Linked DNA regions of Homo sapiens: region 1 is linked to region 2. A link is a contact called in ENCODE Hi-C or POLR2A ChIA-PET data. All regions are on one chromosome and are shown on one strand. Each heading gives the region's core, a stretch centred on a gene start or an enhancer-like site at or near the end of the contact. The rest is flanking DNA. Distances are from core to core; before and after follow the strand shown. Region 1 holds the start of ABRAXAS1 (abraxas 1, BRCA1 A complex subunit). Region 2 has its middle 15 kb from the start of HPSE.

Region 1 (5,831 bases), core at 2,650-5,149, 130 kb after region 2:
CACAATATGATGCCAAACCTTTTATAAAGTACACTACCAATTTTGTTTAAAAATACATACACATATATAGAGAAAAACTATATTAGACAATCAGAAAACTCCCTATACATTTTATTTCTTTTAACCATTTTTTTCCCTATGCATTTTAAAGGTTCTCCCCTGCTTTTCCCTAAAAGAGAAGCTGCCACCAGTTATAACTGCTTTAGCACCCACTCCTCAAACCCTTTACAGCCTGGTCTCTTCCCCATTACGCTCCAGAAATTACTGAGGATTTTCAGTCATCTAATAATCTAATTACTGCATTTTCTCAGTTCTCATCTTCCAACTTTTCTGCAGCATTTAACATTTTATCTTTTTCCTTGGTCTTCCTATTGCCGGGCCATCTTCCTACTAAACAGCAGGTGTTTCATCCTTGTTTCCCTGGCAGTAATCTTATCTGCTTCCTAAGTCTCATACTATTTCTTACTTTAGACCAGTCCATGGTCATAATTTTAACTGCAAAATGAGTACAACATATCCTTTTAAATTATTTTAAAATTAATATATATTTCTTATTTTTCTTTTTTTGAGACAGAGTCTCGCTTTGTTGCCCAGGCTGTAGTGCAGTGGCACAGTCTCGGCTCACTGCAACTTCTGCCTCTCAGGTTCAAGCAATTCTCGTGCCTCAGCCTCCCAAGTAACTGGGATTACAGACATGCACCACTACACCTGGCTAATTTTTGTATTTTTAGTAGAGATGGGTTTCACCATGTTGGCCAGGCTGGTCTCAAACTCCCAACCTCAGGTAATCCGCCTCGGCCTCCCAAAGTGCTGGGATTACAGGTGTGAGCCACCTTGCCCAGCCTCTGTATTTCCTAATTTAAAAATAATAATTTACGCTGACCCCTTTCAGCATAAACTATCAAATATAGGAGACACAGATGATTCAAATATAGGAGAAATAAATAACTCACCAATTGTATAAACAACTTCAACATCATCCATTTGGGAATCAGTAATGCTGTTCTTGGCTTCACCTTTTACTTCCCCAAGAAGAAAACCTTCCTATGAAGATAAAGAGGCAATATATAGAATACACTGATAGAATTACTGTTCACTTAACTAACCGTATTTCCTGAGTATTTTACTATGTATACAATATGTGCTACCAGTCGGGGGCACATATGAAAGATCTGAGATGCTTCTAGTTTACTTGGGAAAGATGAAGAGTTAAATAAAAATGAGAAGAGGCTAGGCAAGATGGCTCACGCCTGTAATCCTAGCACTGGGAGGCCAAGGTGGGCAGATAGTTTGAACCCAGGAGTTAAAGACTAGCCTGGGCAACAGGGTAAAACTCCGTCTGTACAAAAAATACGAGAAACATTAGTTAGGCATGGTGGCACATGCCTGTAGTCCCAGCTACTTGGGATGACGTGAACCCAGGAGGTTGAGGCTGCAGTGAGCTATGATCACGCCACTGCACTCCAGCCCAGGCGATAGAGTGAGACTCTGCCTCAAAAGAAAAAAAGTAGAAATAAAGAGGAGAGGAAGGGAAAGAGATTAGTCTAGCCTGAAATAATCAGAGTAGCCCTGGGGAGGCTACAGATTAGCCCTGTAGCCCTGGGGAGGCTACAGATTAGACTAAAGCTATGGGCAATATTTGTGTAGGCAGAGCATGAAGCACTGGGCACACTTGGAAGCATATAAGACTTAAAGCCAGAAATGAGCACACACTGAAGAATGAGCAGAGCACTTTGCCTTGGAGCAGAAGGAAATCAAAGATAAATAAGAACGAGCCAATAATGGGACACCCCGAATGACTACTCTGGATTTAACCACATGTGCTTCTGGGAGTTACAGAAAGCTTCTAAGGTACGAAATGACAAGATTAGTGTTTTCTGATTAAAACTCATGCACAATATGAAAGATTTAAATTCAATTTCAGAGTCTGCTTTCTAAAAGGAGTGCTGTGAGCCCGATTCTTTTAAAACTACTTGTATTCTGCCACCCCAGTGGTAATTTATCTGAGTTTTGGGGAATTCAATTTCTCTAGGCACACTTAAAGACCCAATGTGCTTGACAATGAAGATTTTATATCTTTTTTTTTTTTTTTTTTGAGAAGAGGTCTAGCTCTGTCATCACCCAGGCTGGAGTGCAGCGGTGCAATCACTACTCACTGCAGCTTTGACCTCCCAGGCTCAAACAATCCTGCTGCCTCAGCCTTCCAAGTAGCTGGGTCTACAGGCACGTGCCACCACGCCGGGCTAATTTTTAAAATTTTTTTGTAGACATGAGGTCTCCTTATGTTGCCCACGCTGGTCTTGAACTCCTGGGCTCAAATGATCCTCCTGCCTCCGCGTCCCAAAGTGCTGTGATTACAGAAATATTTTATATTCTTTATAATTAATAATGCTTTTTTCCCCTAAAAGTAAAAAAGGATTATTTCCATAATGTGAGTCTTTACTGGAATCACGCGGGGGGATATCCAGAATCTAGTGTTCTTGATTTTGATACTCAAAAGACGAACTCAGGGAAGGGAAGCAGGGGGGCAATGCAAGTGCAACTAGCCAGAAAAACCACCCTTTAAAGACTTCAGGAAAAAGATCTGAGAAACAGGGGCCTCCCTAGCACTCAGGTACTTCCCAAGGGCTAATCGTTTAAGCTACCGAGGATTTACGGTCCCACTCTATCTACACTACAGGTATTCCAAAATAATTTCCACAGCTACACATATATTTTAAATGGTCATATATTTGTTCTTTATTAGGTATTACTTTGTAAGGTTATCTGAAATTGTATACATAAAACATACCAATTCCAACCTTTATTAGGATTGTGCCAAAGAGCAATTTTGTAATGTTTAGATTTTGTAGAGACCGGGTCTCACTACGTTGTCCCCGATGGTCTCGAACTCGTGGGCTCAGGTGATTCACCCGCCTCGGCTTCCCAAAGGGCTGGAATTACAGGCGTGAGCCACCGCGCCCGACCTATATTAAGGCAATTTTGAGTAAAATAGACGTTATATCTTAAAATGAACTTAGCAGAAATTACTAGGCATTGTTCAGCAGGGTATTCTCCGAACTGTACCACACAGCAGGGAAGTGTATTTCAGATGCTTAGACTTTCTTTCTGCAAGTTACTGAAAGTGCTACAGGACATTAACTACTTCCGAGCTCAACGTTTTACAGCGTTTCTTTAATTTCATAGAACTTTTAGAAAATAGGCAACGTACTTTTAAAAACTGTTTTAACAAATTTAATAACGCAAATAAAAAGATATCTGATATACCAGATTAAGCTGTTCCATCCACTAAGATTTGCCACTGGACGCAACATCTATTTTTATTCCCTTACCATCCTACCATCGCAACAAACACGCACAGACGCTGCTCTGCATGAAAAAGTCCGCCTGGTTTTGCAAACGCCTGTCGGGCGTCGCGAGAAACGGAAAGTTTACCGCAGGCTCCGCAGAGCAGCGGAAAGACGCTCCGTGAACTTTCCATCTTTTCACGCCCAAGTTTCCACAGCTACAGGGGCGCCGAGGAAAGATGGGAGCGTGTGGGACACTTGGGTCGGAAAAGGGAAATAACGGAGGATAGCAGAGGGAGGGCTAATGCTGGAGAAGACTTCGTGGGCACGAGGCACCTCAGGGACCGCTGAGGGGGAGAGAAGGCAGAGCCGCGACCGCAGGGAGGAGGCGCGGCGGCGTCGGGGGAGCGGGCGGGGACCGGAGCAACAGCGGGGAGGCAGGCCGCGCGCAGGGCTCTTCCCAGGCGACGCCGGACCCCGCCCCGTCCCTCGGCTCACCGTGTCCGAGTCCGTGTTGAGGTGCTGGAAAGCGAGTGCGCCGAGCACAAAGCCCGAGAGCACCGCCGACGTACTCTCCCCCTCCATGCTACCGCCGCCTCAGGCTACACAAGAGGACGAGGGCGGGGCGCGCGGAGGCAAGACCCTGTGGTGGCAGCGAGGCGGGGCCCAGCGAGGAGGCGGGGCCTGCGCCGGCGCACGGGCTGCTGCGCGCTCCGCAGAGGGGCGGGGCGAGGGGGCTGAGGGCGGGCGCGGGCGGGTCCCCAGCCGCGCGCTCGGCTCCTCCTTCGCTTCTGCTGCCGGCCTCTCCCGGAAGGCCGCTGCATGTCGGTACCACTGCAGAGGGCTGCGAATTGCTTTTGGTGGCCTGCGCCTGCTGAGCGACCTGTCACAAACATGCAAAGCTATCAAAATGAACACGGTTGACAGGGTCATTTTAAGACAAGCAATGATTACAAGAATAAAAGAGTTGAGTAGCAACATTACGATGCCACAGTGGATATGCCACGGTTTTGGTTTTCAAGCTGCATTTTAGCACCCTTCACTCACTGAAACTTACAGAATACTAATAACCATTTGGGGATTGTCTTTGCTAGAACTCTCTAGCCATGTTCTGTGTCTGTGTGTTTGTGTGTGTGCATGTGTGTGTTCCCTTGCTTTTAGAAAACTTCAGCCTAATTTAAACAATACATGGATATTTAATGTTCTGACAGTTTAATGATAGGCATAATCATAGTAAGCTGGTTCATTTAATGTAAATGGTAAGGTGAGTGGACCAGGGCTTGGCAAATGTATTTTACACACACACACACACACACACACACGTAAAGGTATGTTTCTTAAATGACTGAAAGTAAGCATAATAGCAGACTACTGAATTAGTGTGGCACATTTGTGGGTTTTGTTGTCAAGCAGTTGTCTGTGGCTGCGTAACACACAATACATATGTATATAATTAATGATTATATATTTATTCCCTAGAATTAAGTTTCTTGCCTTCATTTTGTAGGGGTGAAGGGAAAGCTCTGCCCTCTGAAGGTTCACTGGAGTGAACTAACAAAAGAAAAGATGAACAGAAGGAAAAGGGATACGAATTTATTTTATTTTTTATTTTTTTGAGACTGAGTCTCGCTTGGTCACCCAGGCCAGAGTGCAGTGGCACCATCTCAGCTCACTGCAGCCTCCACTTCCCGGGTTCAAGCGATTCTTCTGCCTCAGCCTCCTGAGTAGCTGGGATTACAGGCACGTGCCACCAAGCCCGGCTTATTTATTTATTTTTTTTGTATTTTTATTAGAGACAAGGTTTCACCATGTTGGCCAGGCTGGTTTCGAACTCCTGACCTCGGGTGATCTGCCCCCTTCGGCCTCCCAAAGTGCTGGGATTACAGGCGCTCCCGACTGGCATACAAATTTATTAATGTGCCCTGGAGAAAATCACAGTAGAGTGATTACCCAATAATCCAATGAGGTTCAGATGCTTATGTACACTTTTTCATAAGGGAGAGGGAGATGGAGGAATGTAAGTAATTTTGAGGATCACAATTGATTCTTTGGATGAGCTTGAGGGATTGCTTGCAAAGAATTCTTTGTGGAAGTTGGATGAGCCCAAACAGCAGTCAATAACTTAGTACAAAGTTCCTCTGGGCTCTAGATTTGATGTTTGACTTTCAGTCTTCTTTCCACAGTCAGTAGATAATGAAATTTCAATGAAGGGGTGGAAGACAATTGTCGTAGGGTTGATAAAGAGTGGACAGTCGTGCAGGAGTATGATTACACAAAGGGAGTATGATGTAATGGTAACAAACTGGGGGAACTTAGAATGGGCTGTTTGTTCAGGTTCTTCTCTGTGTCCTGGTGTCTTCAGAGGTAAGGATATTCCTTTTCTCTATGTAAAGGGAGGGTACCTCTCAAATGATGGTCTTATGACCTACTTCAGGGAAGGACACCGGGTTTTATGGCCTGCCTCAAGGGAGATGGCCAGAGTATTCTTTCTATGGTTTATGGCCTGCTTCAGGGCAAAAGGAGTGAGGGGAAGGTGCAAATGAC
Region 2 (5,532 bases), core at 2,265-4,764:
AACCCCGTATTTCCCTTCTGCACTGCCCTAGAAGAGGCTCTCCATGAGGGCTCTGCCACTGCTGCAAACTTCTGCCTGGACATCTAGGCATTTCCACACAGCCTCTAAAATCTAAGCAGAGGTTCCCAAACCTCAATTCTTGACTTCTGTGCACCTGCAGGCTCAACACCATGTGGAAGCTGCCAAGGCTTGGGACTTGCACCCTCTGAAGCCATAGCTCTAGCTGTACCTTGAGCACTTTTAGCCACAGCTGGAGCTGCTGGGATGCAGGACACCAAGTCCCTAGGCTGCACACAGCAAGGGGGCCCTGGGCCCAGCCCATGAAACCATTTTTCCATCCTAGTCCTCCAGGCCTGTGATGGGAGGAGTTGCCTTGAAGGTCTCTGACATGCCCTAGAGACATTTTCCCCATTGTCCTGGTGATTAACATTCAACTCCTTGTTACTTATGCAGATTCCTGCAGCAGGCTTAAATTTCTCCCCAGAAAATGGGTTTTTCTTTTCTATTGCATTGTCAAGCTGCAAATTTTCCAAACTTTTATGCTCTGCTTCCTCTTGAATGCTTTGCCACTTACTTAGAAATTTCTTCCTCCAGATACCCTAAATCATCTCTTTCAAGTTCAAAGTTTCACAGATCTCTAGGGCAGGGGCAAAATGCTGCCAGTCTCTTTGCTAAAGCATAGCAAGAAGACCTTTATTCCAGTTCCCAACAAGTTCCTTATCTCTATCTGAGACCACCTCAGCCTGGACTTCATTGTCCATATTACTGTCAGCATTTTGGTCAAAGCCATTCAACTAGTCTCTAGGAAGTTCCAAACTTTCCCACATCTTCCTGTCTTCTGGGCCCTCCAAGTCTCTGGGAAGTTCCAAACTTTCCCACATTTTCCTGTCTTCTTCTGAGTCCTCCAAACTGTTCCAACCTCTGTCTGTTACCCAGTTCCAAAGTAGCTGCCACTTTTTTGAGTATCTTTACAGCAGGACCACACTACCTTGGTATCAATTTACTGTATTAGTCCATTCTCATGCTGCTATAAGGACATACCCAAGACTGGGTAATTCATAAAGAAAAGTAGTTTAATTGACTCACAGTTCTGCATGACCAGGGAGGCCTCAAGAAACTTACAATCATGGCAGAAGGGGAAGCAAACATCCTTCTTCACATGGTGACAAGAGAAAGAAGTGCAGAGCAAAGAGGGGAAAAGCCCCATGTAAAACCATTGGGATCTCATGAGAAATCACTCACTATCACAACAGCAGCATGAGGGGACCACCCCATGATCAAATCACCTCCAATGAGGTCTCTCCTGTAACACAAGAGGATTACAATTCAGATTACAATTCAAGATAAGATTTGGGTGGGGACACAGAGTCAGACCATATCAAGCCCTATCAGAGCAACATGAATTCTGCAAAAATTGAAACAAGAACAAACACAAAATGTATGACTCAGGTGCAGTGGCTCACACCTGTAATCCCAGCACTTTGGAAAGCTGAGGTGGGTGGATCACTTCAGGTCAGGCATGTGAGACCAGCCTGGCCAACATGGCAAAAACCCATCTCTACTAAAAATAGAAAGAGTAGCCAAGCACAGTAGCACACGCCTATAGTCCCAGCTACTTGGGAGGCTGAAGCAGGAGAATTGCTTGAACCCAGGAGGTGGAGGTTGCAGTGACCTGAGATTGTACCACTGCATTCCAGCCTGGGTGACAGAGCAAGACTCTGTCTCAAAAAAAAAAAAAAAAATTATGATGAAGCTTGGATAAAAGAATGGTGAAATCATTGATGCTTTACAAAATATTTATGAGGACAATGACCCAAAGAAATCAACAGTTTACAAGTGGACTACTTGTTGTAAGAAGGGTTGAGACAGTGTTGAATATTAAGTCCACAGTGGCAGACCATCCACATCAATTTGCAAAAAAAGAAAATTAACCTTGTTCATGTCTTAACTGAAGAGGACTGATGATCAATAGCAGGAGAAATAACCAACACCATTAGACATCTCAATTGGTTCAGCTTACACAATTCTGACTGAAAAATTAAAGTTGAGCAAACTTTCCACTCGGTGTGTACATAAACCAGCTGCAGGCAAGAGCAGAGCTTTCAATGGAAATTTTAAACAAGTGGGATCAAGATCCTGAGGCATTTCTTCGAAAAATTGTAACAGGACATGGAACACGGCTGAAGACAAAGCACAATCAAAGCAATGGCTACCAAGAGATGAAGTGGTCCAGTCAACGCACAGTGAACTGGGCCAGAGCAAAAGGTCATGGCGACATTTTTCTGCGGATGCTCAAGGCATTTTGCTTATTGACTTTCTGGAGGCCCAAAGAACAATAACATCTACATATTATAAGAGTGTTTCGAGAACATTAGCCAAAGCTTTAGCAGAAAAATGCCTGGGATAGCTTCAGCACAGAGTCCTTCTCCACCATGACCATCCTCCTACTCATTTTTCTCATCAAACAAGGGTAATTTTGTGAGAGCTTCTATGGGAAATCATTAGGTATCCATCTTAAAGTCCCGTTTGGCACCTTTTAACTTCTTTTTGTTTCCTAATCTTAAAAAATCTTTCAAGGGCACCCATTTTTCTTCAGTCAATAATTTTAAAAAGACTGCATTGACATGGTTACATTCCCAGGACCCTCCGTTCTTTAGGGAGAAACTAAATGAAGGGTATCTTTGCTGGAGCTTATGTTCAGAAATAAAGTTTATATATATATATTTTGTTTGTTTGTTTGTTTGTTTGTTTTTTGAGACACGGTCTCACTTTGTCGCCTAGGCTGGAGTACAGTGGCATGATCTCGGCTCATGACAACCTCCGCCTCCTGGGTTCAAGCAATTCTCCTGCCTCAGCCTCCTGAGTAGCTGGGATTATAGGTGCATGCCACCATGCTTGGCTAATTTTTGTATTTTTCGTAGAGACAGGGTTTCACCATGTTGGCCAGGCTGGTCTTGAACTCCTGACCTCAAGCAATCTGCCCACCTCGGCCTCCCAGAGTGCTGGGGTTACAGGCGTGAGCCACCATGCCCAGTCAAAGTTTACATTTTTTATTTTTGTATTTTAATCAAATAATCTCGGCTCACTGCAACCTCCTCCTCCCGGATTCAAGCCACTCTCCTGCCTCAGCCTCCCAAGTAGCTGGAAGTACAGGTGCATGCCACCACACCCAGCTAATTTTTGTATTTTTAGTAGAGACGGGGTTTCACCATGTTGGCCAGGCTGGTCTTGAACTCCTGACCTCAAGTGCCTGCCTTGGCCTCCCAAAGTGCTGGGATTACAGGCGTGAGCCACCACGCATGGTCCCAAGAACTTTTTGAAGTCCTCTTGTACACACAACAAAATATTATTCAGTCTTAAAAAGGAAGGAAATTCTGACACATGCTACTACCCTGAGGATATTATGCTAAATGAAATAAACCAGTCACAAAAAGACAAGTATTGTTAAGTCCATTTATATGAGGTATCTAAAGTAGTCAAATACATAGAAACAGAAAGTAAAACAGTGATTTCCAGGCATGAGGGGGAGGGCAAAAAGGGGAGTTGTTTTTCAATGGTTATAGAGTTTCAGTTTTACGAGATAAAAAGTTTTGTAGATCTGTTTCACAGTCACGTGAATATACTTAGCACTACTAGATTGTTCACTTGGAAACGGTTAAGATGGTGAATTTTATGTGTTTTTTACCACGATTTTTAAAAGCTTTAAAATTTAGTATACATAGCAAAGGAATAGAGAATAAAGTAAATATTGTCATAATCTTACAGGCTAGAAATAATTAGCATTATTGGTATGTGTTCTTCCATACTTTTTTCCCTATGAATAGACACATACATACACAAACACACATATTTATTTCAATTAAATATGAGATCACACTATACCCACTTAATAATTGAAAAGGATATCTTTTCACTGTAATAAACATGTTTTCATGCTCCATTTTAATAGCTGCAGAGTTTTTTACATATTAGATGTGTGGCAGCGTAAAACTTTGGCAGCAGTTCTCAAAATTTCTGATCCCAGGAACCATTTACACTATTACAAATTACTGGGGATTCCAAAGAGTTTTTTTCACATGGGTTACATCTGCAATATTTGATGCACTAAAAATTAAAACTGAGACATTTAAAAAATATTTGTTAAATAATTAAGAGTAACTATAACAAATACTTTTTTTCTTTTAGAGACAGGATCTTGTTCTGTTACCCAGGCTGAAGGTCAGTGGCATGATCATAACTCACTGTAACCTCAAACTCTTGGGCTCAAGCAATCCTCTCACCTCAGCCTTCCAAGTAGCTAGGACTGCTGTCAAGTACCATCACACCTGGCTTATTTATGTATTTATTATTTTACTTTAAAGTTCTGGGACACATGTGTAGAACATGCAGGTTTGTTGCATAGATATACATGTGCCATGGTGGTTTGCTGCATCTATCAACCTGTCATCTAGGTTTTAAGCTCCGCATGCATTAGGTATTTGTCCTAATGCTCTCCCTCCCCTAGCTCCCACACCCCCCGACAGGTACCGGAGTGTGATATCTCCCTGTGTCCATGTATCCTCATTGTTCAGCTCCCACTTATGAGTGAGAACATGCCATGTTTGGTTTTCTGTTCCTCCTGGCTAATTTTTAAAAAACATCTTTTGTAGAAATGGGGGTCTTGCTATGTTGCCAAGGCTGGTCTCGAACTCCTGGCCTCAAGTGATTCTCCTGCTTTGTCCTTCCAAAGTGGTGGGATTACAAGCATGAGCCACTGCACCTGGCCATAAACACATTTCATATTAATATAAATAGCATATTTTTATTAAAAAAACTATGTTTAAAACAAGAAAATCAGCGAGAAAAGTAGCATTGTTTTATCTGCAAATCACTTTAGTGTCTCACTTAACAAAAGGCGGCTGGATTCTCACTTAACAAAAGGTGGCTGGATTCTTACATGAATATCAACATTAAATTTGTTACATCATAATACATCATGTAGTGTCTGGAAAATCGCACTGTCCTCTCAGGAGAGAATGAGGGTGAAAGGAACAAATGACATTTTAATATTATTATGAAAAGAGTTTTGACTTCACAGACCCCTTGCAGGGGTCTCCAGACTCTTAGGAGGTCTGTGGACCACATCTTAGGAATTGTTTTAGAGATGTTACTCTATGTCCCTTTTTTCTTTCTAGTCTTCTTTTTTGAACAAGTAGCAAGCTTGGCTCATTGTTTCAAATGTAGGATGTGACACAGCGGGGCAAAAAAAAAGCAGAGAACAAGCTTTTATTTTCAAAAGCCTAAACCTAAATCCATTAAGATTCTGTGAGGTGCCTCAGAGTTAACACCTCACCACGGTGCAGTTTCCTAACCTACTGCACACCTTGACACACATAGAAAATGACAGCATTTGTAGAGCACTCTGGGAAAGCTGATGCTTTCGAGGGAATCCGCACACCCTTGGTGTAAAATACATTTTGTATGTTATATAATTATGATAAGAAGCATAAAATACAGGCCACACGTTTGCTAAATATTTTATTTGTAAACAAC

What was found. Hi-C counts contacts between places; a loop is a spot of excess contacts on that map. ChIA-PET counts read pairs that join two places held with the same protein, here RNA polymerase II (POLR2A). Pooled maps may share reads with other maps.
Region 1: a pooled map shows a loop between it and region 2 (8-fold over the local background). The contact joins the promoter of ABRAXAS1 here to the enhancer-like site in region 2. A Hi-C loop is called at or near these places in 3 of 168 maps with a recorded cell type or tissue (HepG2, OCI-LY7 and endothelial cell of umbilical vein), 2 of 37 single-sample maps with no recorded cell type and 11 of 50 pooled maps. POLR2A ChIA-PET finds 5 or more read pairs at or near these places in 3 of 52 experiments (HEK293, OCI-LY7 and T-cell).

The regions. Positions count from the first base shown.
Region 1 is chr4:83,481,201-83,487,031 of GRCh38, forward strand. It overlaps ABRAXAS1 (abraxas 1, BRCA1 A complex subunit), which reads right to left and starts at 3,900. Exons shown (of 9, transcript NM_139076.3): 1 at 3,786-3,900; 2 at 954-1,044. The coding sequence starts at 3,872. RefSeq lists a silencer at 3,626-4,115.
Region 2 is chr4:83,346,842-83,352,373 of GRCh38, forward strand. No RefSeq gene overlaps it. Among named protein-coding and RNA genes, the nearest start is that of HPSE, 15 kb to the left of the region's middle. Within about 2 kb of position 3,515, at least 4 of the 41 ENCODE cell types and tissues checked have a DNase peak (open chromatin) inside an H3K27ac peak, as active enhancers do.